Regions from separate parts of the Mus musculus genome. Here regions 2, 3, 4, 5 and 6 are each linked to region 1. A link is a loop called in an ENCODE intact Hi-C map of the cell type or tissue named here. Cell type or tissue: heart. All regions are shown on one strand. Region 1 has its middle 25 kb from the start of Gm32191. Region 2 overlaps Gm46970 (a long non-coding RNA gene). Region 3 overlaps Frmd4b (FERM domain containing 4B). Region 4 has its middle 10 kb from the start of Gm24565. Region 5 overlaps Mitf (melanogenesis associated transcription factor). Region 6 overlaps Gm46970 (a long non-coding RNA gene).

Evidence for each region. Hi-C counts contacts between places; a loop is a spot of excess contacts. Peaks named below come from ENCODE experiments on the same cell type or tissue, not always from the same donor. Only the 100,000 strongest peaks of a DNase experiment are listed, where the experiment ranks them.
Region 2: it touches region 1 in a loop (7-fold over the local background); 30 of 42 quality-filtered maps call a loop at or near these places.
Region 3: it touches region 1 in a loop (2.4-fold over the local background); 5 of 42 quality-filtered maps call a loop at or near these places.
Region 4: it touches region 1 in a loop (6-fold over the local background); 30 of 42 quality-filtered maps call a loop at or near these places.
Region 5: a loop joins it to region 1, with 2.8 times the contacts of the local background. A loop is called at or near these places in 6 of 42 quality-filtered maps.
Region 6: a loop joins it to region 1, with 2.5 times the contacts of the local background. A loop is called at or near these places in 8 of 42 quality-filtered maps.

Annotation. Positions count from the first base shown.
Region 1 is chr6:97,275,621-97,279,620 of GRCm38, reverse strand. No RefSeq gene overlaps it. Among named protein-coding and RNA genes, the nearest start is that of Gm32191, 25 kb to the right of the region's middle. In heart, a CTCF peak has its summit at 1,530; DNase peaks (open chromatin) are centred at 570, 1,350, 2,290 and 3,070; H3K4me3 peaks cover 675 bases; H3K27ac peaks cover 2,684 bases.
Region 2 is chr6:97,521,746-97,525,745 of GRCm38, reverse strand. All of the region lies in intron 1 of Gm46970 (a long non-coding RNA gene), which reads right to left. It also overlaps a transcript of Frmd4b not described here. Among named protein-coding and RNA genes, the nearest start is that of Gm25852, 24 kb to the left of the region's middle. In heart, a CTCF peak has its summit at 2,405; a DNase peak (open chromatin) is centred at 2,405; H3K4me3 peaks cover 280 bases.
Region 3 is chr6:97,347,557-97,351,556 of GRCm38, reverse strand. All of the region lies in intron 7 of Frmd4b (FERM domain containing 4B), which reads left to right. Among named protein-coding and RNA genes, the nearest start is that of Gm32191, 97 kb to the right of the region's middle. In heart, no CTCF peak of the experiment used is centred here; a DNase peak (open chromatin) is centred at 1,616; H3K4me3 peaks cover 1,348 bases; H3K27ac peaks cover 2,185 bases.
Region 4 is chr6:97,738,673-97,742,672 of GRCm38, reverse strand. No RefSeq gene overlaps it. Among named protein-coding and RNA genes, the nearest start is that of Gm24565, 10 kb to the right of the region's middle. In heart, a CTCF peak has its summit at 2,331 (motif pointing right); no DNase peak of the experiment used is centred here; H3K4me3 peaks cover 242 bases; H3K27ac peaks cover 165 bases.
Region 5 is chr6:98,001,090-98,005,089 of GRCm38, reverse strand. Mitf (melanogenesis associated transcription factor) reads right to left here. Exons shown (of 10, transcript NM_001113198.1): 6 at 1,086-1,203. Among named protein-coding and RNA genes, the nearest start is that of Mitf, 200 kb to the right of the region's middle. In heart, a CTCF peak has its summit at 1,696 (motif pointing right); no DNase peak of the experiment used is centred here.
Region 6 is chr6:97,499,501-97,503,500 of GRCm38, reverse strand. It overlaps Gm46970 (a long non-coding RNA gene), which reads right to left. Exons shown (of 5, transcript XR_003956336.1): 1 at 1-4,000. It also overlaps a transcript of Frmd4b not described here. Among named protein-coding and RNA genes, the nearest start is that of Gm46970, 5.5 kb to the right of the region's middle. In heart, a CTCF peak has its summit at 2,274 (motif pointing right); no DNase peak of the experiment used is centred here.

The DNA.
Region 1 (4,000 bases):
GGCCCATGGACTTCTGGGAAATCTCCTGTCTCTGCCTCACAGCTCACTGTAGGACCACTAGATTACAAATGTGTAGCCGACTACTGGAATACAGACGTGCAGCTCTGTCACTTGGCCTTCTCTGCCTTTTCAAGATCCAACCTGAGCTCCTCACTGTCAGGGGGCAGTTGCTTTACCGATTGAGTCATCTCCCTAGCCCCAGACCCGAGGTGCATTCATTTAGCCACTCAAATAACAGTACTGAAATAAACATCCCAGCTGAGGGTTGATTCCTGCCCCCAGCTCCTAGAATTTTCCCCCCTCATTTAATCCTCACAGCAAGGCCACCACAGTTAATCCCAGCCCAAAGCTCTTGGATGTTAGTCTTGTGCCCGGTGTGTAGTTAGAGGCACTTAAGGCGGGGTTCCAGAGACAGCCTTTGTGAAGTGTGAGTTCCTTCCGTTCAGAGTGCACGGACAGGTAGGCTACACTAGAGACCTGAATGGGTGTTTTCCACCTCCTCCTCCCCCCTCAGCTGTCCGGCAAGGTCAGGGCAAATTATACCTGTGAGTATTCAAGAGTGAGTACCACCTTAAATCAGACACCCTGGCACCTCCCTAACTCATGCTGCGTCAGGTCATGCTGTTGGCTCCAAGACAAGTCACTGCCTTTTCTGCACACATAAGAAAGCAAACAAGCAAAAGATTTAGAGAGAGGGGGGAAAAAAAAAACAAGAGGGCAGGCAGTTAAATTTGGAAAAGAGTTCTAAGTGCCAATTTTTTTTTTTTTTTTTAAGAATTTATCTCTCAGGCATCCTGGGAAAATTTTAGACAGAGCTGAGAACAAAACCATTCAGTATGGGAAGTGTGTCCTGTAGACCTGAGATTCCTAGGCGACTGGAAAATGAGGCCAAGACCACTCCTAGGGTTTGGCTGAGGAGAGAAGGTTTTGTTGTAGGTGTGAGGGAGAGGACAGCCAAAGGCATCTGGAAGGGTCCAGACTGAACTGGGCCACGGTCGGGGATGGGAGGCGAGAGAGGAAAGGAGTGGCAAGCGATCCAAGAGAGGAACCAAGATACTAAGAGGGCATGTAACTAAAATGGCTGAGTTATATAGCGATCAGAGGCTGGGGGAAGGAAAGCCCAATCCGCGGGCTACAGAGGTTTAGGGGAAGGAGAGGGGGAGGGGCGAGAAGTTCAGGGAGAAGCCACAGGCTACTGAGAGGTAGCCAGAGTCAGCTTTGATATGTTAATAGGCACCTCAGGTAGCCAATTGCCCTGGGTTTCTTTGAGACCTAACATTAGGCAAACCCTCCTCTGTGCAAGGGCAGCTGGGACAGTTCCGAGTGAGAAGTCTGTGCAGTGAGGTGTCACACGCAGATAATGTCCTTCCTGCCTTTCCCGGGCACGGAGAGGTGCCCCGGCTCAGTGCATAAGCCCTTCATCTGGACAGAACCTTCTAGACTAACTAGGACCAGGTTTCTTCTAATCGTTGGGCTGGGTCTGGACTTTCAGAGCGTACAATATTGGTTAAGAAGGACACCTAGGGGCCGTCCCGGTTTACTGCAGGCAGGCACTCCTAGCTGCCCTGGATTCGGGATTCTCAATATTGTATGAACAAGGTGCTGTAGGTTACAGGGAGAAGGAAACAAACCTAACGAAAGCCCAGTTTCTAATTTCTAACCCCCAACACTTCTGATTACTCGCTGTGCTCTTGGGGGAGTTGTTTGGGGGGTTAGAAGCATGGAGAAATGTAGGGATTCAATAACATCTAACTCTTAATAACGTGTGCCTCAGTTCTTGGGACAAAGTAAGCCACGTCTTGTTATTGTTTCTAATGGGACTCTGCAAGGAAGAGAGTTAGTAACATTTAACAGCATTAAATTTAAACATCAATAATGTAAGACTTACATTTTTAATAGTCACTGAAGACCACAGTAGAGGTTTATAAAAAGTAAAGTACTTTCTCAGGGGGAAAAAAAAGTCAAACAAGCCAAACTGGCAAGATTTTTTAAACACAGTCTTTTAGAAAATCAAAATTAATTTATACATACACACAAATTCTGCTTTTTGGTTTTTTTTAAATTTTTTAAGTAAAGACAGGCTTGATGTGACTGGTTTTTCCTTTGCTTCAAACAACAAATGGTTTGTCCCTGTCTGGTACTGTGCCAACATATAACAAGAGGGCCCAGTGACATCTTTGTTTGCTTTAGATACAAGAATGAGAGCCCAGGATAAATGCTCAGACACACCAAAGGTCACATAATCAAGTACAGAGGAAATCACCCCCACACAGGAGCATCCTGGTGCAAGTCACCTTTTAAAGGGCATATGAAGAAGGACCACAGCGTTGGGGTGATCACAGGGCCTCGTGCATGCTGGGGCTGGGGCTGCAGCACAGAGACACATGCCAGCTGGGCATGGATCTAACTCTGCGCAGTCATGTGTGTGAAGGGAGAGAGAAGGAGACAGAGACACAGAGAGACAGAAACAGACAGGGAGACAGAGAAAGAAAGACATAGAGACAGAGACAGGAAGGAAGTGGAGGGGGAGGGAAGGGGAGGAGATAGAAGAGGGGGGAATGGGGAGAGGAGGGGAGGGGAGGAAGAGGAGGAGACATAGAGTCTTACATGGCCAAAGCTGGCTTCCAACTTGTGTAGCAGAGAACGACCCTAAACTTGTAATCTTCCTGCCTCTACCTCCTGAGTGCTGGGATTAGAGGTGTGTGCCACCGGGCTTGATTCACTGGTGCTGGGGACAGAACCCAGGGCTTTACACATATTGGGCAGGCATTCCACCACTGAGCTACATCCCCCCACCCTCATACTATTACTTGTTGGCAGAGATTTGGGCTCAGAGCTTTCTACCGTAGGCTGTCATTTTACTGGCCATGTGGTAGAGTTTACTGGTGATGTGTTTAACAAACAGAGACAAAGACCCAGTTAGGTTTGAATTTGAAACAAGCAAAGGGTGAACCTACATGGAGTGCATCCATGTCCCCAGTGTGTCCTCTATTTTATCGCCCTGTCACCCAGGCAACCTGATGGTTTAGTAAATAGAGCTGCAATTTCAAAACGGTCTGGATCTCCCTGGTTAGTTTTGGCAATTCCTCTAGGCTCCACCCAACAGCTACCTAGCAACAGCTTGCGCAGCTGCTTGCTTGGTACTAATAGCCAAACTCTCCCCTCCCCCTCCCCTTCCCCCTTCCCTTCCCCCTCTTCCCCCTCCCTTTCTCGCCCCTCTTCTCTCTCCCCCTTTTCCCTCTCTCCATCTCTCTCTTCCCCACAAGTTCATGGCCATCCTCTTCCTCTCTCCTCCCTCTTTGTCCTTCTTTGTCCCCCTCCTTTCCCAGGTCCCCTTCCCGTTCGCACTTGGCCCGTCACATGGTGGTGATTCCTCTGGGGAACACCTCCGGGCCCAACGAGACTGTCCCTCTCGCCCCTGCCGCATTATATTATGTTTTATAAAACACAACAGTTAAGACTCTCATTTCTGTGCTCTTCAACAGATCAGCAAGTGTAGATGGCTTTTAACAGAGTAACGAGATAGAAAGAGGCGTCAGAAAGTGGCTCAGTGTCTTAGGCTTCAAGGCAGGGGTTGAGTTTCTACTGCCTTCACTACCATAGCTGCTTCGGCACAGGAAATGCTCTGCACAGAGTGTGGTACCTGCCCATCCTGCAAATGCTGTTTCTTATACTGAGAGCTCCAGCTCAGGGCAACATAAATTACTTCCTTGGCACAACAACAACCCCACCTCCAAGGATCAACTTCCATTTACAGTGCAATGTAAATTATTGAGAATGTGTGGACTGGGGGCTTTAAAAGTACCTGTAATCACGTTGCCAACCTGGCTCTGAAATATCAGCCAGTTCCAGCTCCTTGGAGCTTAGTAAATTGAGTATGTGGTGAGCAGTTATTTCTTCTAATAATGTGGCTGCGCGCTGATGCAGACAGAGATGTCTCTAGATTCGCCTCCACGTTAGTGACCTTTGGAGGGTTTGGGGGGCATTCGTTTTTTTAATT
Region 2 (4,000 bases), 250 kb before region 1:
GTTATCATGTAAGTTTCTTCCATGTTTTGAACCTTCTCTGGTGATTTGATTTAATTTCTCTAACCTTCTACGGGGACCACACATGCATGAGCAGAGAGAGAGAGAGAGAGAGAGAGAGAACATGGGTCATATATGGTGGCACTGACAAGTAAACCCACCCCTGGGGAGCCTGAGGTGGGAGGCCCTGGAATTCAAGGACATGTCTCAAGAAACTGGTGTTTTGTTTTTTTCTGACCCGCAGTAAAATGTATGTCTCGATAGCCCCAGCTATTTTTACTACAGCTTCCCCATGATGCCCGACTCAGGTACCACACATAATTGAAACAGGGCTGCTGCTGCATCCCTGGTCACAGGTCCAAACCTGGGTCACCCTGTGGCTTACCTTCTGGATTCCTGATACTGTCATATGACACATATCTCATTTTAATTATCAAGTCCATGGTACTAGCAGATTCTGTGAATGAAGTGCTGAAAAAACCGTGTGTGTGTGTGTGTGTGTGTGTGTGTGTGTGTGTGTGTGTGTGTGGTGTGCTTCCAGCAAAATCTATGTCAGGTATGAGAAGCAGCTGCGATGGTGGACTTTTAGCCTCTCTAGCATCTGACAGCCCTGTTTCTATTGAATGCTGAGCACATCCTTAGTATTTCAGAATCAGAGGCACGATGGCACAGTTACTAGACATGGCTTCTGAGGTGAAGTGGGGCCCCGCTTCTTGCCTTAATTGGAATTAGAGTCTCTGGTGACTTACTCTTAACACCCATCTCCTATGGCTCATTTGTGTGGCCACTGCTGCCACTGCAAAGATTGTGTGGGGCTGGGAATTTGATAGTATAATTACCAGACATTTATAGTACCCGTAGGTGCTACAGTGAAAGATGAAGACAAAGGCAGCCATGTACACTCGAGTCCCAAGAATTCAGCTGTGAGATCTGACAGCTCGGCCCCAGGACCAGAATTTAATTTACAAATGGAGCATTAAGGAGTGAACTTTCCCCCCATGGCCAGTGCGCTGAGCTGGGGGCAGAGCATGCTTCCAGAACTGGCTTCAGGACATGGTCACCCGTCACTTAGGACGATGAGGAAATAATGAGCGGCCACGTTCCACCTCGCTGTTCATTCTCTAGAAGATTCCCTGTGAAATTCCACCCCATCCACATCCTTACGACAGCTGAAGAGATTGGTCTTTGTCAAGGAGCTTGTCAGAAGTGCTTGTGGGGCGAGGGGGATTTCTAGTGTCAGGAGGAGGGGACACGGCACATTGGATATTGGGAAGAAAGCATGATGCAAATATTACAATGAGCGATGAAACTTGCCGGTGAGAGAGCTCTGTGAAGGCTGAGAAGTAGTGGGTGTCTTAAGGAGCAATAACACACCTCCCTCTCCCGGAATGCCTAAGGCCATCTTCCACATCAAAGATGGGAGTTAGGAGGTCCAAAGGGAAGGATAAAAAAGCCGTTGCTTTCCAAGCCCCTCACTGAGAGATAAAGTCAGCACAATTTGTGGTTCAGGATTATACACACATTCTTTCAGCTTTACCTCAAGACAGCAGCTTCGGAAATTAACTCAGGGTTCCTCAGCAAATCTTAGATGTGCCTTTTCCAGTTGAAGGAAGCCACTTCAACTCCAACTAGGAACATTCACATGGGGACTCAAGGTAATTGACAGATATATCGGTTCTTGTGTCTTCCTGGGATCATTTGATTTATGACGGGGGTGGGGGAGTACCTCATTTGTTCAGTGTTCGTTTTTTATTAGCAGTGAAATCAAGGAGTTTCTCCTTACATATAGTTTCTTTTTTGTATATCTTATGAAAATCACCCGTTCCCATCCCTAGCATAACTAAGAAAGAAAAAAATTAATCTGGAGTTGACAAACTGAAGGGCAAGAAAACGTATCTTCATTATCCAAGCCAGGTAGTTAAGTACAGGCTGAGTGTTCCTTATCTGAACGGCTTGAGGACAGTGCAGTTTGGATTTTAGATTTATTTCTTTAGTTTTGGGAAAGCTGCATGTATCTAATGAACTCTTTGCACAAAGATCCAAATCTAAACATAGGTTCCCTTGATGTTTCCCATGCAGTTCGTTACATGCAGTATACACAAGCCTGGGGTGATTTTATACAGTATTTTAAATAACTCTGTATGTGAGACAGTTTTGTGGCGTGGAATTTTCCACAGCTGATGCTCAAACGATCTCATGTTTTGAAGGATTTTGCGTTCGATGTTTTTGGAGACATTCAACCTGCAATCCCAAATAGTTGGGCAGCATGAATGCTTGGCTTCTGCCTGCTGTGCTTAGTTGGTGTTGTGACTGAGTCACACTCCCTCCTTGATCCCCTGCCTCTTTCCCCTGGCCCCATTGGCAGTTGCTAAAGCCTGCAGGCGTCTTTGCAGTCCGTGCAGATTCTCACGTAAACGGCAGGTGGCGCGGTTGAGCAACGCTTGATGCTCCCAGTAGCGATTCCCAGCCTTAGAGCACAGCTCAGCTTGCAACAATTTCAAGATAAGGATCTGTAGTTCCTCCGCCAGTGTCCGCAGCAAAGGAACCTTATCTAGTCTGTATCTCACACTCAGCAAAAACACTACCTTCAGCTGGGAAAGGCTTTTTTTCCCGTGGTTGCACATTTTCTTTATTACCTGTCACAATGGAATAAGTTACCAACGACTTTCTTTCCCGATCCATCAGTTCTCCCAGGGAAAGCAAATCCCTTTCAGCAAAGTGGCAAAGCTGAAGCATCCCTCCTCTGAAAAAAACAAAAAACAAAAAACAAAACAAAAACAAAAAAACAAAAGGCAAAAAACAAAACAAAAAAAACCTATTTAAATTATATTGAAGTAAAGTTATTAAATGTTAAACATGCCTGTGATATAAACACTCTGGCTGATTTCTACAATGAATATTTCCATGTGATTGATATTTAGTGCCATAAAAAGGGTCTCCAATGGTGCTTACTTTATTAAGATAAAATGTGAGTCCTGCGGTCGGATCTTGTGGCTACTGTATTGCTGAGCTGCCAGGAGGATAAGCAAGGTTTTGCACTTAAGTACCTGATGTGTGTTATAAACAGATCTGGGCTTCCTGGGGGTGGTGCGGCCAGGGAAACTAGCGTTTGATACCCCCATTAGTAACTAAAGGGGTTGCTGGACTTAAGTTGGAGATTGTGACAATGAAAGATGTAATTCTCTCTAACCTATCTATATTCTGTTCTTGGATACTCTTCAAGGGTCCTTTGAGAGTTGTGGGTGTGTGGCTAAAATCTCATGGTCTCTGAGCTAGGGTGGGGACAAGGTGGACCCCAAGCGACATGGGGACATCTCTGAGGTGCTATTCAGTTTTAACTATGGTGATGGGCGTGCGAATGCCTACACATGTCAAAACCTTACAATCTGTCCATTTGAAAGGGTAAATGTAAATTAAGCATTAATATAAGAAGGAAAGAAAGAAAAGGAAGGAAGGAAGGAAGGAAGGAAGGAAGGAAGGAAGGAAGGAAGGAAGGAGAATGAGAAGATAGTGGGTGGAATGTTGCTACCAATGGAAGCAGCCGCTGTTGCAGTCCCTCCTATGTTAAGGCACTTACAGAGGCTTCGTGTGGCAACGGAGGTTAAGGGGGAAGACTCTGTGTTCCAGTTCCGGCTCCAAAGCCTGTTTGCTGTGTGACCTGGAGCAAGTTCACAGATATCTCTGTGCCATCCTTTACTAGAAAACCGCACAGGGCAGTGACTGTGTTTACCCCAAATGAGTGAGGATTAAATGGATTCACGTTAAAGTGCTTAGGATAATGAAAAATAAAGAAGGTCGGGCACATAGTAAATGTTGTCAAGTGCTGTCATCTTTAAAAAATACTTGGGAGGGAGCCAAGGCTGTGATAAAGAGCGACAAAGTGGAGATTGCTTTCTGTAATCAATGAAAGATGGCACCTGGCCAGGAGGAGCTAATTAGGAAAAGAAGGGGACGGTTAAGAAAGGGATGAGTGTTCGAGTGTGTGTCCCAAAGACACACCGAC
Region 3 (4,000 bases), 72 kb before region 1:
TGTACACATTTCGGCTTTAGATGGTAGTTTGCTATTGTTGACTTAGCTCTGTCTTACCCAGCCCTTCCTTATGTTCAACCAGATTCTAGGACTTTCCTTGAGGAGCCCAAGGCTGAAGATGTGTCACATACTCTCTTGAAATTGTCCATCTCAAACCAGGTAGTGGAAGAGAACATGATAAACTGAGTCTTATATACACTGAGCCTCGCACAAACTCTCAGGGTTACCCCAAAGGAGCTGTTTATTCTTTCCATGCCTCCTCTGTGAGTTGGGGTCTTTCTTGAGGAAGTTAGTGGAGTGGAAGAGCTGTAAATTACAAAGTGTACTTTACAAAGGCATTAAGTATTGATAAAAAGAACAAAAGGCATGAGTATCTGTCACTGAAGGTGACAATAGAAAAGAATTCAACATCACCCACCCCTGTCTAATCTCCTCCCTGACGGGCAGTGTATATTCTTCTGCCAAACATTTTTTTTTTAAATAGAACCAATGTAGGAAAATCAGGCAAAATAAAATGATGATCAGTCCATGTCATCATGGTTAGAGCAAAGACCTACAGTTGGCCTCTACAAGGCCAACAGGCTCATTCAAACCCTAAGACTTCCATGTACTGCCTGCATAATCTGAAAAAAAAAAAAACTTACCTCCCCAAACCTTAGTTTCCTGGAACATGAAAGACAACTTGTAATAATTGTAAGCATGCCATAGGTTGGTACAAGGATTGAATTAATATTTGTGAGATGACCGGAGTTGTTCTGGAATTATCACTTTGATATACCATCAGAATGCTTGTTGGTTGCAGTTGTTTTTAGACAGTGTCTCATGTAGCCTAAGCTGGCCTGAAACTTACTGTAGAGTCATAGATGACCTTGACCCCCTGACCCTCCTGCCTCCCCTTTTTCACTAGTGGAATTACAGGCATTGCCGATATATATGCCTAAATGGATAGACATGTGTACCATTCTCCTGTTACAAATGCGAGTTGTTGCCCATGTTTTAGCGATTGCAAATAATGTCGCGGTGAACATCTGTGTGTATCTGAGCCTGACATTATTCCAGTGTGTGTGTGCATGTTTGTGTGTGTGTGTTTAAGATAGATTTTATTTCTTTTAAAAAATTTTTTTTATATTTATTTGTGGGGAGGGGACAAATCACAGTTCACATGATGTAATGAAACTTGGTGGCAATCAGGCTTGAGCCCCCCCACCCCCACCCCTCAGTTAATTGCTCTCAGACATCCAGAGAAGTTCCTTTCCCATGGGAAATAGGGACATTTTTATAGCACCACCATAAATTGGTAAGATTTCCTTCCATTTGAAGCTAGGTGTTAAACCAGACCCTTATTCTGACCCAGAAGTGAAGTGAAAATCTAAGTCCTTCCACTTCCGAACAGAAGCATCCCAACACTTAGTTACTTGGTAACCTCAGCTTTCAGGATCTTAGAAACAAAACCAAACGAAACCCCCTTTTGCCTGCTTGTGGCTGGCCTGGCAGGTCAGTGATAAAGCCGGGTCAGCTTTCCGGAATTCTCTGTTTGCCTGTGTTGTGTTACCAAAGCACTTTGTTATCTTTGCGGTGTAAGGGCTGACTTGGAAATTCAGGCTGTCAGCTATTTAAAGCAAAAAGAAGTCCCCTCTCCACTCCTAATGAGCCTTCTGAGAGCAGGGCTTCCTACTGGTCACAATAATGTTAACTTTAAGTACTTTGAAGGATCCCTGGCAGGAAGGGAACCGAGAAGGGTGGGGCTTGCTATTCTTAAAGGCATTTTGGAAGAAGAGTTTGAGCAGAGCTTGTTTGGGGCAAACTCTTGTGGGGGATCTGAGGAGAACAAAGAGAGAGCAGCAAGTAGAGTTGTGGGGCAAGAGCAGAATCTAGATGCCAGGTTAGGGTGTCTATGTGCACCAGGAAACTAGGTTTCATAGGTAAACAGCAGTGACCCCAGGCTCATTACACCAGTGTGAGAAAGCAACAGCAAGCAGACAGCTCCCAGAGGTCAGGCGCTGAACTGAGGACTTGCATGAGCCAAGAGGTATTAGCGATGCCTGAGAGCTTTGGAATTTAACCACTTGGTTTCAAACAAATTGATGGATATGGTAGCTGCCCTGTCTGAAACCCAGTCTGTCTCAAGTAACATTGAATAGGTAATAGCAGCCTGGCGTGGCTGCTTTATTATTTCCTCCACCCTCCTGGCAGGCCTAGGACAATGGCATTATTGCTGTCCCACTTTACCGGTAAGAACACTGCGCTTTGGAGCCCTGGATGAATCAAGTGTGTTAGGGGCTTCCTTGAATCTCAGAGAAAACACAAACTTGTAATACACACTTATTAGCAAAGATGGAAATTGTCAGACTTGAACACGTCTGTCTTATTTCAGGACAGATTTAGTGAATTACTAAGTTTATGGTGGCCAGAGAGATGCTCAGTGGCTATGAGCACTTGCTGCTCTTCAAGAGGACCTGGGTGCTAGTCTCAGCACTCACGTGCTGGCTTACAACAGCCAGTAACTCAGGTCCCAGGGTATCCAGCACCCTCACCGGCTTCTGTGGGCATTACACTCATGCATCATACAGACATCTGTGCAGGCAAAACACTCTTACGTGTAAAAAACAAAGTCTCCAAAAAGGGTTTTTTTTTTTTTTTTCGTTTGTTTAATAAGACTTTATGGTATATGGAAAGGAATTCAACATACCCACACGCAGACAGAAGTGTGTTTCTTCGTGTGCGTTCTTCGTGATGTTTGGTTAAAGTTAAACAAAGGATCTGGAGATGTTGTCCATTTGGCAACGTGCACGATGTCCCCAGTACTAATTAGAGCTGAATAAAGCCCTGTTGGTACATTCCTGGGTGGTAGAAGTGGGAGCATCAGAAGTTAGATGCCGTCACCCTGGGCTGTGTGGTGAATTTGAGGACAGCGTGAGCTGCATCAGACCCTGGTTCAAACAACAACAAAAAAAATCAAACCAAGTTTCTTATATTTTCTCCAAGTTTCAGTCTACTTACATACACTGAGTTCTAGAAGGGCCACATCAGCAGTGTTTGATGTCTGAGTGACAGCCCGACCACTGTTCTGTGGGCTTTATATCACTAACCACAGTCTTGCGGAACAACAGAGGCTTTGCAGCTTGTATAGTCTGTACCTTAAATTACCTTATATTAAACATCTGAAGGATGGGCTACAACTAAGAGAACAGAAACCCCACCTGCACCCCCAAGGAGATCAATCCTGTCCTCTTGACCCAGTGAAATTTTCTCCAGAAGAGTGGACCAGGCTGGGCCACTCCTGACGACTCTGTGAGACTGGAGTGAAGCTCCGTGTGGTGTTGACAATGGCTGGCTGTTTCAGACATGGACCGGTCAGTCTTCTGTACCAATAGAGAGTGGTAGGCATGAACTACTTGGAGTCCTCAGAGGCCCGCCACCCTGGAGCTAAGGCTGACATGGTGAGCAAGGCATCTTGCATTCCTGCCGATGAGTGTTTGCACATCTTTTGGTGTGGTTCTGGAAACATGGAGTGATGACAGGAGCTGTAACATAACCCGTTGCAGTTGGCTGTACCAACATGGCCGACGCAGCTAACCCACCCGTCAGTGCGCAGAGTTACCTAAGGTAGGAAGAACCGACAAAGCTTCCAGGCCTCAAGTTGACTCTATATAATCTTGACTTCCCTAGTAGGAAGTTTGCAGATTCTGACTCTCTGTGCTTTTGGAGAAAACAGCATGCATGCAGATTCTTGTTCTCCTGGTTTCCAGTTTTCGAGTTCTGGATTTTAAGAGTACAGGTCAGCCCTGTTCGCCACATTTCCCATTAGCAGCCAATCTCTGAAACTGCCTTACTTTAAAAATTGAAATTCTGTAGCTATTTAAATCAATAGCTCTCCAAGACAACTCTGGTTCCTTCTGCTCCTATCTATATGATGAGAGCTAAAATATTTTTATTTAAAATATTTATAGGTCTTTATGTTAACCTTCTTTTCAGCCTAAATAATTCTTGTAGGTGTTTT
Region 4 (4,000 bases), 460 kb before region 1:
ACTTTCAGCAGATCTTTAATTCTCTAAGATCATATCTTAAGATCATCCAAGAAAAATTTACAGCGAAGACTTTCAGATTCCGTAGCCTGTGGCCTTTTCCCTCTTTATCACGTACTTTACTAAATACAATGATTTAAAATTAGACAGCAGCTAATGTTTAATTAGTTTAGGATTGGGACTGAGGGCCAGTTGGTAAATGTTTGCCTAGCATGCAAACTGGATTCAATTCCCAGGACTGCACAAACTAAGTGTAATGTCTCCTGGCTATAATCCCAGTATTTAGGAGGTAGAAGCAGGAGGATCCAAAATTCCAACTCATCTTCAGCTCTATGAGTTCAAGGTCAGCCTGGACTATATAAGACCCTATCTCAAGAAGCAAACAAACAGTGAAGGTGTACATTTTTATTTAAAAAAATTTATTAGTATATATCACTTATGCCCAATAATGGATTTTGCTGTGCATTTTAAAAATATGTATTTGACTATATTCCCCCTATTTTGAATTTCTTTTTAGTTACATTATTTTTCCAGTTAAATAAATGAATAGGAAGGAGTGCTTACACACTTCCCTCAGCCTTATGGGCGTTCCTCAGCTCTCTGTTACTTTACTGAAGATGTGCCCTCTAAACTCTGGGCTACAAGTCCTTGACTGACATAGAAGCATTTTATTCTGTTGGTAGTGAAGGGCTGTTGGTAAAACCTTGATGGACTCGAAGGTCACAGCCCACTTCCCCCCAGGCAAATGAAGCACTGTGGTTTCCATAACAGGCAAGAACATTAGCAGGGTAATTACAGGAGCTACTGGAGACCAGCTAAGAAAGAGGTTGCCAGCCTCTAGGTGGACCACAACGATCACATTCCCAGATCCAGATCATAGTCACCATCTTGTTTTGCTAATAGTTTTGCCCTCTCTTCTAATCCTTTCACAGAAATTAACCTATGTGGGAATCAGGCACTCGGCACCTGCAACTTTGCCTACCTTCATTCAACCCCACAACCATGCAGTGCCCCCCTTCAGATCTTTAACAGCGTGCACGTGTGTGTACGTGTGTGTTCGTGTCCCGGCCAGAGGGCAGTCCTGGGTACCATCCTCAGAAACGTCCCCTCCCAACTCCTTTAGGTTAGTGTCTTTATTAGCACAGCTCCCGGACCTTGACAGTTAGGCCGGAATGTCTGGCGGCTGAGCCCCTCATCGACTGTCTCTGCCTCCTTTGTGTTGAGGTCACAAGCTTGCCCCACCACGTGGAGCAATTTTATGTGGGTTCTGGGGAAAGAACTCAGGTCTTCATGTTTATGAAAAGAACACTTCACTGACAGAGCCATCTTCCCAGTTACCACTCGAAAATTCCCACGAAAGCTTAGGGGTGCTTTGGAGACAAAAACATATATAGCCACGTGAGACATACAACCATATATTATCAGGGAGCTCACAGAAGCAATCTTTGTCTCTGTGTTAAGAGGCTGATCATGGAGCCAGCACTCCCACCACTCTCACGGAGGAGCTGGGCACGATGGAACTCACACTACTGAGCCACAGCGCCTGAGGCCAAGTCATTCCTCCAGAGGCCAGTGTAACTCAGAGAACACTGATGGAGAAAGCTGCCCTGAGGACAATTAACTCCAGGCGTGGTAGCGCACACAATGCTAGCGAAGCCTTGTTAATCAAGAGAAACCAAGAGAACTTGCTTTCCAACTCAGGAACGACGGGAAAGCGGTAGTTCAGAGAACGCACATGACTCTTGGCTCTTCCTGAAGAAGAGCCTGAAGATCCTTTCTCACCGTCCCAGGTTCTGATCTTCTGTCTGCACTTCCATAGGAATGACCTTCAAAGTTTCCTGTTTAATGAATGAATGTCCACAAAGGCGGGAGCTGCTACCGACAGTGTCTGAATCACCAGGCTCTGCATTCAGCAACACTTCCCGTGCTGAACAGCCTCGGCTCCGGTCTCACTTGTCAGCTTTTATTAAGTCCACATGGCGTGAAGAGCCAGCGCTGTGAGGGGCACTTGACCAAGAAAATTAAAGTAATTTAGCCCTCATCTAGTAAACCGTCGGTAGGGCAGGCCTCCAGGCTGTTAGATTTTGCTAATTTAATCTCATGAAGATGGGTAAATGATAGGGATAATTTTTTAATGGAAAACTAGAAAAATTAAAAATATGAAAATGGTATTTTTGCATTACAGAAAGTACATTCAACATTTTTGGTAGATTTGATTTTATTTAGAACTAAATAGTATTCAAATGTAATGCTAATTTCAATTCCTGTAATTTTTACAGGAGTTTTAATAACTGGAATTTGGAGCAACGAATTAGTTGCGCTGAGAATGAAGTTGCACTTTGGAAAGTATGCCAGCAGGTGGCAGTGTCTGACAAAGGGTTTTTTAACTTTTTGCCTTTTCCCTTCCCCCGCAGCAAATTCAAGTCAAAAAAATAATTAGGCATCGCTTATTTCTTATTACTACAGAAGCAGCTGGTTCAATCCTTTGGAAAAGAAAAATAAAATGATTATCTTCAACTGATTCTCTAAATATCCCAAATTGATTTCAATAAGTCAGTATTATTTTTTGGCAATATAGATTAATTTGTACAGATGAGAATAGTTTTATTCGTGTGTGTGTGTGTGTGTGTGTGTGTGTGTCTTTTATCACTCTTTCTCTTTATTTTTTGAGTCAGAGCCTTTCACTGAACTAGAGTGACTTGGTTGGGCTAGCTGAGCAGCGAGTCCCAGGCATCCTGCTGTATTGTCTCCCCCAGAGCTGACTCGGCTGGCAGGGCACACACTGTTGCTTTTTTATTGTGTGCTTGGAATTGAACTCAGGTCCTCCTTGTTTTATGGCAGTCACTTTACAGCATAGCCAGCTGACCAACCCTAAGAACAGCTTTTTTTCTTTTTAAAGCTGATTGAACAGAGGCATTCTCTCAATTCTTTTACAGGCACGAATCTTCAATAACATCCCCAATCGATTTTGTTATTATTTCAATTCAATTGACTTGTGTGCCAAACAAAAATTGGAGTGTTTCTGCCACAAATCTCCTTAATCTTTCCTTTAAGAACTAACAAACAGATAAAAATAAAATTAAAAACTGAGGTGAGATGCACCTGCCTGCAATCTCCTTACCAAGGAGGCAGAGGCAGGAGCATGACTGCAAATTCAAGGCCAGCCTGGTCTACATAGAGAGTCCCAGACCAGCCAGGACTACACACTGAGACCATGCCTAAAGGTAACATTTTCTCTTCTTTATTAAAAGGTAACATTTTCTCTTCTTTATTAAAAGGTAACATTTTCTCTTCTTTATTAAAAAGAAAAACAAGAGAAGGTAAAGATGTTAGTGGTTAAGAGAGAATTCAGAATCCTCACTCTGTTTATTCTGGTTGGAATCCCAGCTGTGTTTTCTTTGAATATTAAACTGTTTTGACATTTTTTTTTTCATACTGTCTTCTGTCTTTATTATTTAGATCAACCATATCTCAGGAGCTGTGCCTATGTATAATGTTGCATATCCAATGTACATGCATGTCATAAAACGATGCCATTTCACTCAGCAACCATATCAGGCAGAGAGTAAGGAGGAGTAGGAAATCGAGGACTCTGCCTCCCCAGACCTGGCACCCTGCCTGAGGACATGGGGATAAATGTGCCACAAGTTTCTGAAAAGACTCAGATGACCTCTGCTGCAGAGCAAGGACAGCAAGGTGAGGAAGATGCAGAGTACAGAGGTCTAGAAAGGCACTGTGGCCTTATTAACCCTTGAGGGACTCGTGGCTCATGGATCTGCAGGCTCATTCGAGGCTGGGCAGCAGCAAATGAAACTGTGGAGACAGTGAGAAGAGCTGGGTGATGGAGTCATTGCAGTGGGACTCAGAGTTGGCCTGTTGTATGGGAAAGGATGAACGGATGGGGAAGCAGAGAGATCTTCTGGGCCGAGAAAGCATGAACAAAGACTTAAAACTCATTTCAGGACATGGGGAGTCACTGGAGCCTCACTAAGGGGCCAAAGCT
Region 5 (4,000 bases), 730 kb before region 1:
ATATTACAGCCTTCTTGGTCTACGTAAAGCCACACTGTGAAGCTCATACCACAGCAAAATCATCAGGTGAACTATTTCCCAGGATGTAACCTGTAATCATGAAACTCCTAACTGCATATGCACGTGTGTGTGTGTGTGTGTGTGTGTGTGTGTGTGTGCAGACAGAATTAAAATTAGAATCTCCCAAATTCAGATGGTCAATCCAAGCCACTTTCTCGCTTGCTTTCTCATATAGAAGGGTAAGAAGGTCTTACTGTCCACTGCTTCTTAATGGTTTTTAAGTTTTTGCTTATTAGTAAATTACCTTTTGAGCCCCAATTAACACTTTTCTGGAAAAAAACCCTGTTTTTCCTATGTTAAAATGTTCTGAAATAGTTTTTGTTGTAATGCTTTTGGACAGAACAGTCTTTGCAACAATCCGTACCCCATCTACTCAACCCCACCCCCAAGTTTTGCAAGAGGCAAGAACTAAATAATAAAAAGGGATTTGGGGCAAGGACCATAAAATTCACCATGGTAGAATGCCGGTTCTAATACAGTTTCTGTCATGTTTTATTGGTCAAATGCCTTCCCTAAAGCATCAAACAAAGTGGCAAAATAGGTAATTTCACACTTGCCTCAAGAGCAAACATTCTGATGGCTCCATTTTATGATTTATTTCTCCTTCTATAATAAATCTCATGCACACAATACAGGAGAAAGAGGAGAAGGCATCGAAAGATGTAAGAAATACATTCTTACTCGATCCCAAGTGTGGACTCAGATGGAAAATTCAAAGCAGGATCCCCTAAGTCAAGACTCCAGGGGCTCAGCAAGCAAGATACACAGCGGGTAGGGGAGAGGCACTTTACAGGGGCGTGTACTGCCTATAACCCTCAACCCAAAGGGCTCCCAGCAACCCTGGAAACTGGCAACTTAACGTCTTAATACTGTATATTAAATTACTGCACAGAGGCTCAGGAAGCGAACACACTGGAAGAACACCCACTAGCTGCACAGGAAACGTTGCTGTTCCGTTGGTAACGCTCCCCAGTGGGGAAGAGAACAGAGTATCATAGTAAGAAGCATTTGTGCTAGGTACGTACCTGTGAGCTCCCTTTTTATGTTGGGAAGGTTGGCTGGACAGGAGTTGCTGATGGTAAGGCCTGGCGGTGGCAGGCCCTGGTTGCTGTAGAGGTCGATCAAGTTTCCAGAGACGGGTAACTAGACACAGACAAGAACAGCAATGGGTGTTGACTGACTGCAGAGGTTTTTTTGTTTTTGTTTTTGTTTTTTTTCAATAAAACTCATACTCTATTTCAGGCTTTATGGAAACAACACTCTTTGCTATAAAGAACTGTGTTTTTAAAACAGGAAAGTCTGAGGACTCACACAGAATTATATGATCTGTTTATATAGGGAGTAAGAAGGGTGCCCGCACTGACTTCTGTCTGGTGGGCACATTCCAAACATGTTGGCAAGGTGTCACCTGCTGCCAAAAGTGGCAAATGTCCCCTGGGCGCCAGGTATTCCTGTGAAATAGGAGTCCATGCGTGGCTTCCATCAGAGGACGTTTCTCTTCCTCCATCTTTCACCTCTCCCTACTTTTTTTCCCTTGCTTTCATTCATAAAGAAAAGCAATGAGCAAATACTTCCCTTTTGTAAAGCGGTGTCCTTATGGCAAAAGAAAAGCTGGCTTCCTTGAGATTGAAATTATCCAAAGAGCCACAAGAGGGAGCTCAAAGACTTTAATAAAAATATTTACAGCACTTAAAGCAGGATTAAAGAAATGCTCAACTTAGCCTTAACTACTCAGAGTGGTGCTGTCTCCTCCGGTTCTCCTGGGCTGTTTTAAAGCAGCAACCTCATTTTCATTTTTTCTTGACAATGATGTCCCAGTCGGACATGGATTTTCTCAAAGCTAGCTAGAGAGGACAGCCACAAGTTCCTCTTCTTATGCCTTGGAAATCTTCCTAGACAATCAATAGCTATGCATCACTCCTTCCATCCTGGACCCTCAGCATTGCCAGACAATTTCAAATAATGATTCCTTGATACCTGCATCACACCACGTTGCAGATTAGCCTTTCCTTTACCTGATCATAGCTCTCTATTATGTATTAGACAAGTAATTTCAGAAAGCATCAAAGAGGAATTAAACCATGGAGGGACCCAGAGGTACACAGCAAGGTGGTACTCCACATACAGGATAAGCTAGTTTTACTTGAAAACCTTGGGACAAGAAGGACTTAGGGTTTTTTTTTTTTTTTTACTTCTTTATAATTTTGTGATGTTTATACACATATTTATCTTGGGAATAATACCTAGATGTAAACATGAAATTTATTTATGTTTTATTTACATCTTATACATACATACATATGGCCAAAAGATAACTTTGTATTTAATTTTTTTAGTTCACCAGCATTTGGACTGTAACCTAGTTCATGCAATTGGTTATCAAACTCTACTTAAAGCATCAGGTTGACACTAAAAATGTTTTTGATTTGGAGGTTAACAAAATGGCAGAGTGGGTAAGACATTTGCCAAGGCTGACAACCTGAGTTCAATTCCTGGGGTCCCTGTATTGACTTCCAAATTGACATTTGACTTCCATACGTATGCTGTTGCACACATGCACCTAAACACAAACACATAGACACACAGATACAAATACACACACATACATTCATGCACACACTATGTAGATAGGGAGATAAGAAGGTAAATGAGAGACAGACAGACAGACAGACAGACAGACAGACAGACAGATAAGGGCTGTAGAACTTTTTGGTTATTTTAAGTTTTAGATCCAAGAGACGGAAAACAGTTCAGTGGATAAACTGCTTGCTGTTCATGCATAATGATATGAGTTTGGATTCCCAACTCACATAAAATCTGGGTACATATCTTTTATACCTCAGGGCTGAAGTGGTTGTTGGACAGGGAATCCCTGAAGCTTACCAGCAGCCAGCCAGTGTAGCCTAATTGGCAAGGTCTCAAAAATAATAGGTGGGAGACTTCTGATGCTGGTCTCTGGCCTCTGTATATGCATGAGCTAAAGCCCTGGATGAAGAGATGGGGCTGGGAGGTGTTGTACATAGTGGAAGCTGCTCTCAGATGTGTATATTAGTAAGACGGTGGTGACAGGCAGGCAGGGCAGGCAGGGCGGGCAGGTGGGTAGGTCTTGGAGAAATGAGCACTTGTAGAATCTTCATAAGCATAATACTCACACCCACACCCTGCCACACGCCAGTGAATATGCACTGCGCTAACTTAAAATGTCCTTGGGCCACATTTCAATGCCTTCCAGCAAAGGCTCTGATAACTGGTGCCTGATTATTAGCAGTCATTGCTCTGAGAGGTTCTATTGAGAAACAGGTCACCTCAGGGGTCAACCTTGCTCTCTGTGTGTTTGGTTTTGTTCTTGTTCAACTTAAGGGGCCACGAGAGGCATTAGCATGTTTGCATAGAGCACTGTAAAAGGCCAAAAAGATGAAAGTTACAAAGCTATTAGGAACTGAAGTCTAAACACATTTCCCAGGTCCAAATCTGAGCATTAATAAACCAAAAATGCAAATTAAAACTTGGAAACAGTGAGCTACAAGATTAATCCAGTAGCTCTAGAAATATTAACTGTGTGTGTCTTATGTCCTCATATGTGAACTGGATATAAACATGCACTTCTGTTACGATGTTCATGTTTTAAGAGACAAATGAGAGACGCGCACGTGCAGGTACAACTCACTCAAAACTGGGCATAGTGGCACATATCTGTCATCCAGCCATTAAGAAGCTAAGGCAGGAGGATCAGGAGTTCAAGGCCAGCAGGGGACTACATGAGATCCTATCTCAAAAATCCCAAAGCAAAATCAAAGCAAATCTCTAGGTCATCACAGACTATACTTTGAAGAGAGAGAAGGGAAGAGAGAAGAGAAAGAAAAAAGGGAGGGAAGGGAGAAGACAGAGGAGGAGAAAATAAAATTGGGGATGGAGGAGAGCAAAAGAAAAGGGAAAGGAA
Region 6 (4,000 bases), 220 kb before region 1:
CTGGCCTGATGGACAAGGGTTTCCTCTTTGCTTATTAACGGTTCCCTCTCCTTGAACCCCTGCACTTCGCTAGCAATGTGCTCTATTCGGCTGCGCTATAACGCCTCTGCAGCTGGCAGAGCCACACCCCTGCAGGAGACGATGCAGAAGCTCCTGCTGGGAAGCAGCCTCGAACCCCACACCTGGGATTCACATAATTGGGTTTTCAAGAAACCAAAAGTCTTCCTACAACTGTGCTCACTGGGTATTCCACCGCTGAGGACCATGTTCCTCTCCTCCCTGCATTCTGAGTTTGCATGGTCATTGCGATCCAGGACCTCAGTGCTGGACTTACATGACACTACATAACCACTCTGGGGCACGTCTCCCTCTGCCCCCTTACATGTGGGCAGGTGCATGTGGCATGGGTACATGTGCACATGCATGTGCATGCATGCAGAGGCCAGAGGACACTATCAGGTATCTATCCTCAGGACCACCCACCTTTCCTTTCCTTCACTTTCTTTCCCCCTCTTTTTCCCTTCCCTTCCCTCCCCTCCTCCTTTCTTCCTGTAATTCCTTTATTTTTCAAGACAAGCTCTCTCACTGGCCTGGAGCTGACCAAGTAGGCTAGTGGGCCCCAGGAATTCCCCTTATCCCCTCTAAAGGCCCTGGGATAGAAAGCCTCTGTGTCATATGTTGCCACACCCCTATGGGTGCTGGAGACTGAACTCGGGCCCTCACCTGACCAGCTGAGCTCTTTCCCCACCCACTTGGGTCTTTTTTCATCACTCTTCAATTTATTTTATTTTTATTATTTATTTATTGTATTTTATTTATATGCTTGACTCTCATTAGTTTCTTCCCGCTTGACTCCTGCTTGTCATATACAGTATCTGGAAATCAATGGTAGTCCCTATAATCTGGTTGCCTAGTTAGATATCAGGGATCCATGAAGCCTGGAGTTGATAGAAAATGCAAGTCATGGCTTACTTTGGAACCTGGCTGTGTTTACTCCCACATCTGTGAATTATCCATCTACCCTGTGTGGCAGTTTGCCACAGGCTCTGGAATACAATGATAAACTCACCTTTCACAAAGATTTCAAGTCAAGTGTAAAATGTATCCTTGAAGTTTTCCAAAAGTGACAGAAAATTCACACATCAGTTGGTTCAGTTAATAAGTAGATGTATCATCCCCAAGTTTATTTATTTTATTTTTAAATTTTGTGTTTGCTTTATTGTTGTGTATGTGAATAGCTTGCATGCCTGGTACCCAAATAGTCCAGAAGATGGCTTGGATCCCCTGGAGCTGGAACTAGAGATGGTTTTAACTACCACGTGACTGCTGAGAACTGAACCCAGGTCCTCTGGAAGAGCAGCAAGTACTCTTAACATTGAACCATCTCTCTAGCCCCTCATCTCACTGTTCATAAGGAGGCACTATCTCAGGATATCCTAACCTAACGCAACTCATATGCAGTTCTTAAAGTTCTTGGTGATTGCCATTTTAAGTCATCCTGTCTGTATCAGCTCCAGCCTCACAGCGGCAGTATGGTGTCTCCTCAAAGCTTCCAGAACTGTGCCTCATACATTTTCCCCTGGGTTTTAAGGGGCTCATACTGAAATAAATGTGCTTTTGTTTGTTTGTTTGTTTGTTTTTAGAGACAGGGTTTCTCTGTGTAGCCCTGGCTGTCCTGGAACTCACTCTGTAGACCAGGCTGGCCTCGAACTCAGAAATTCACCTGCCTCTGCCTCCCAAGTGCTGGGATTAAAGGCGTGCGCCACCACACCCGGCTAAATGTGCTTTCTTAAACCTATCTTATGGTCAGAAGGATGAGATTGTTGTAATTAGCCCACCCTCCTGGTTGGGGTAGAAGAACAGATGTTGGTTAATCACCAATGGCCACATCAGGTGACAGACACAAGGAGTGGGAAAATATTCACTGTAGTGTGTTTTGTAGTATGATATAAAAGGAAGCCTTATGAAATCCCAGAAGGATTGCCTCTGCACAGGCAGCCATATTGAATAATTTATTGTGAAAGGCATGTTCTTTCTAACTAAATCTGAAGGTTTCTCAAGTCTGCACAGACTATAGTGATTGGATCTCCTGCTGTCTGAAATCTTGTCTCCCCCAACCACATCCATAGACTTTGCAGAAGGTTATGAGAGGCATCACGAGAAAATCTGCCGAATGAGACATCGACAGGACACATTTTCCTAGAACAACAGTGCTGGTGTGAGGGTTGGGTTTTTTTCTTTTTAAGAATTTATTTATTTTATTTATATGAGTATACTGTAGTTGTCTTCAGATACACCAGAAGAGGGCATCGGATCCCTTTACAGATGGTTTCCAGCCATCGTGTGTTTGCTGGGCATTGAACTCAGGACCTCCAGAAGAGCAGTCAGTGCGCTTAACCACTGAGCCGTCTCTCCAGCCCCTACTGGTGTGATCTTTAAGAAAGAAACTCAAAGTCATTCAAGAATGCATTCAAAGAAGCATTTAAAAGGTCAAAGGGATCTTTAAGATGGACGAGATGAATTTCAAGTGTTGATGAAGTTGCCTTGGGACTTCTACCTGGCCCATTACCTTTGAGTGTAATTCACTTGATGGAATAGTTGAAATGGCCCTGTCTCCATACAATTTCACTGCTATAAAAAGAAATTAAATTAATCTGGATGCTGTCCTCACCACATGACCATTCTTTAATGACTGAATTTTTTAAAGCGCTTCCTCAGCTAACTGTAACCTGATGTTTGTGTGGTTACACCTTCTCACGTACATACCGTGTTCGTGTGCAGGAGTACGCTGTGCATATTTAAAGTCTTCATTTTAATTATTCTTCCACTCTAAAACCATAAAATAGTGTGCTTGGAAAATGGGATCCAAAACTTCAGTGAAAACTGCCAGTAAGTAGCTAACTGTTAGTGCTCTCTATATTTCTGCAGCTAATCAGGATGCAGGCTTAGGAGTCCTATTTTAGAAACAGAGCAAACTCATGAGGCACATGGAGCTGCAGCATGCTCCCCTGCCCCTGGCGGAACCTCTCCTAGAAACAGAAGGAGCATCTGCACGTCCTAGTGCACTCTGGAAAGGCGCTTTGGAGACCTAAGCCACTTAGGAGGGATAAATATACCTCAGATCATCGTTACCGCTCCTTTCAGGACCACTCAGAAGCAGGTCAAGTTAAGATTACCACGGTTTAGACCTAGAATCTGGTCCAACACCTTCTTCCTTAGCTCCCACTGTCCAACCACCTCATGCTTAGCTGTGTCTACATCACTGCATCTTCATCACTTTGTCCCAGTTATTTTTCTTGTTTTCAAGTGGTGGCTGGTTCTAGTCTGATACCAGCTTCCCGTTTTCTCAATTCTTGGAAAATACTTCCACGTCTTCATTTAGTCACAGGTATAATGGTGGTGCTGATGATTTTGTGCGTTTCACACGTTAACAGTATATGATTCAGCAGCTTCCTGTGTAGCTTTAGTTCTGCGGATATAACCCAATGTCAAGACATTTCTCGGCCACCCCACTTATATTCTGACAACTTCATGACCACTAACCTACCCTCCATTTCTAAGATATGTATAGTTTTGTCTAGTTTCTTTTGCCTAATATGACTTGATCCGTATTAGAAAATAGTTACATCTGTCAGTACCTGCCTCCTACTTATGGCTGATAACGCAGATAGAGCATATTCTGTGTATCTGCTTGTCACATGATAGACATTTGAGTTTTCCACTTTGGGACTACTCTAAATAATATCACTGTAAGCATTGGTGTTCCAAGTTTTTGTTGAGCATATGTTTTCAATTCTCTTTGGTATATGCCTTCTTCCTTTTCATTGCTGAGAGTATTCAGTTGCTTGGGAGTTTACCATATTCTTGTGTGTGGTGCTAGGGGTTGAACCAACGGCCCTGTGAATACCAAGGCAAGGGCTCTACCACTGAGCTTCATCTTCAGCCTTGTATTTTTAGAGTCTGTTCACCGTATAATACATGTGATTTTTTTTCCCACCCT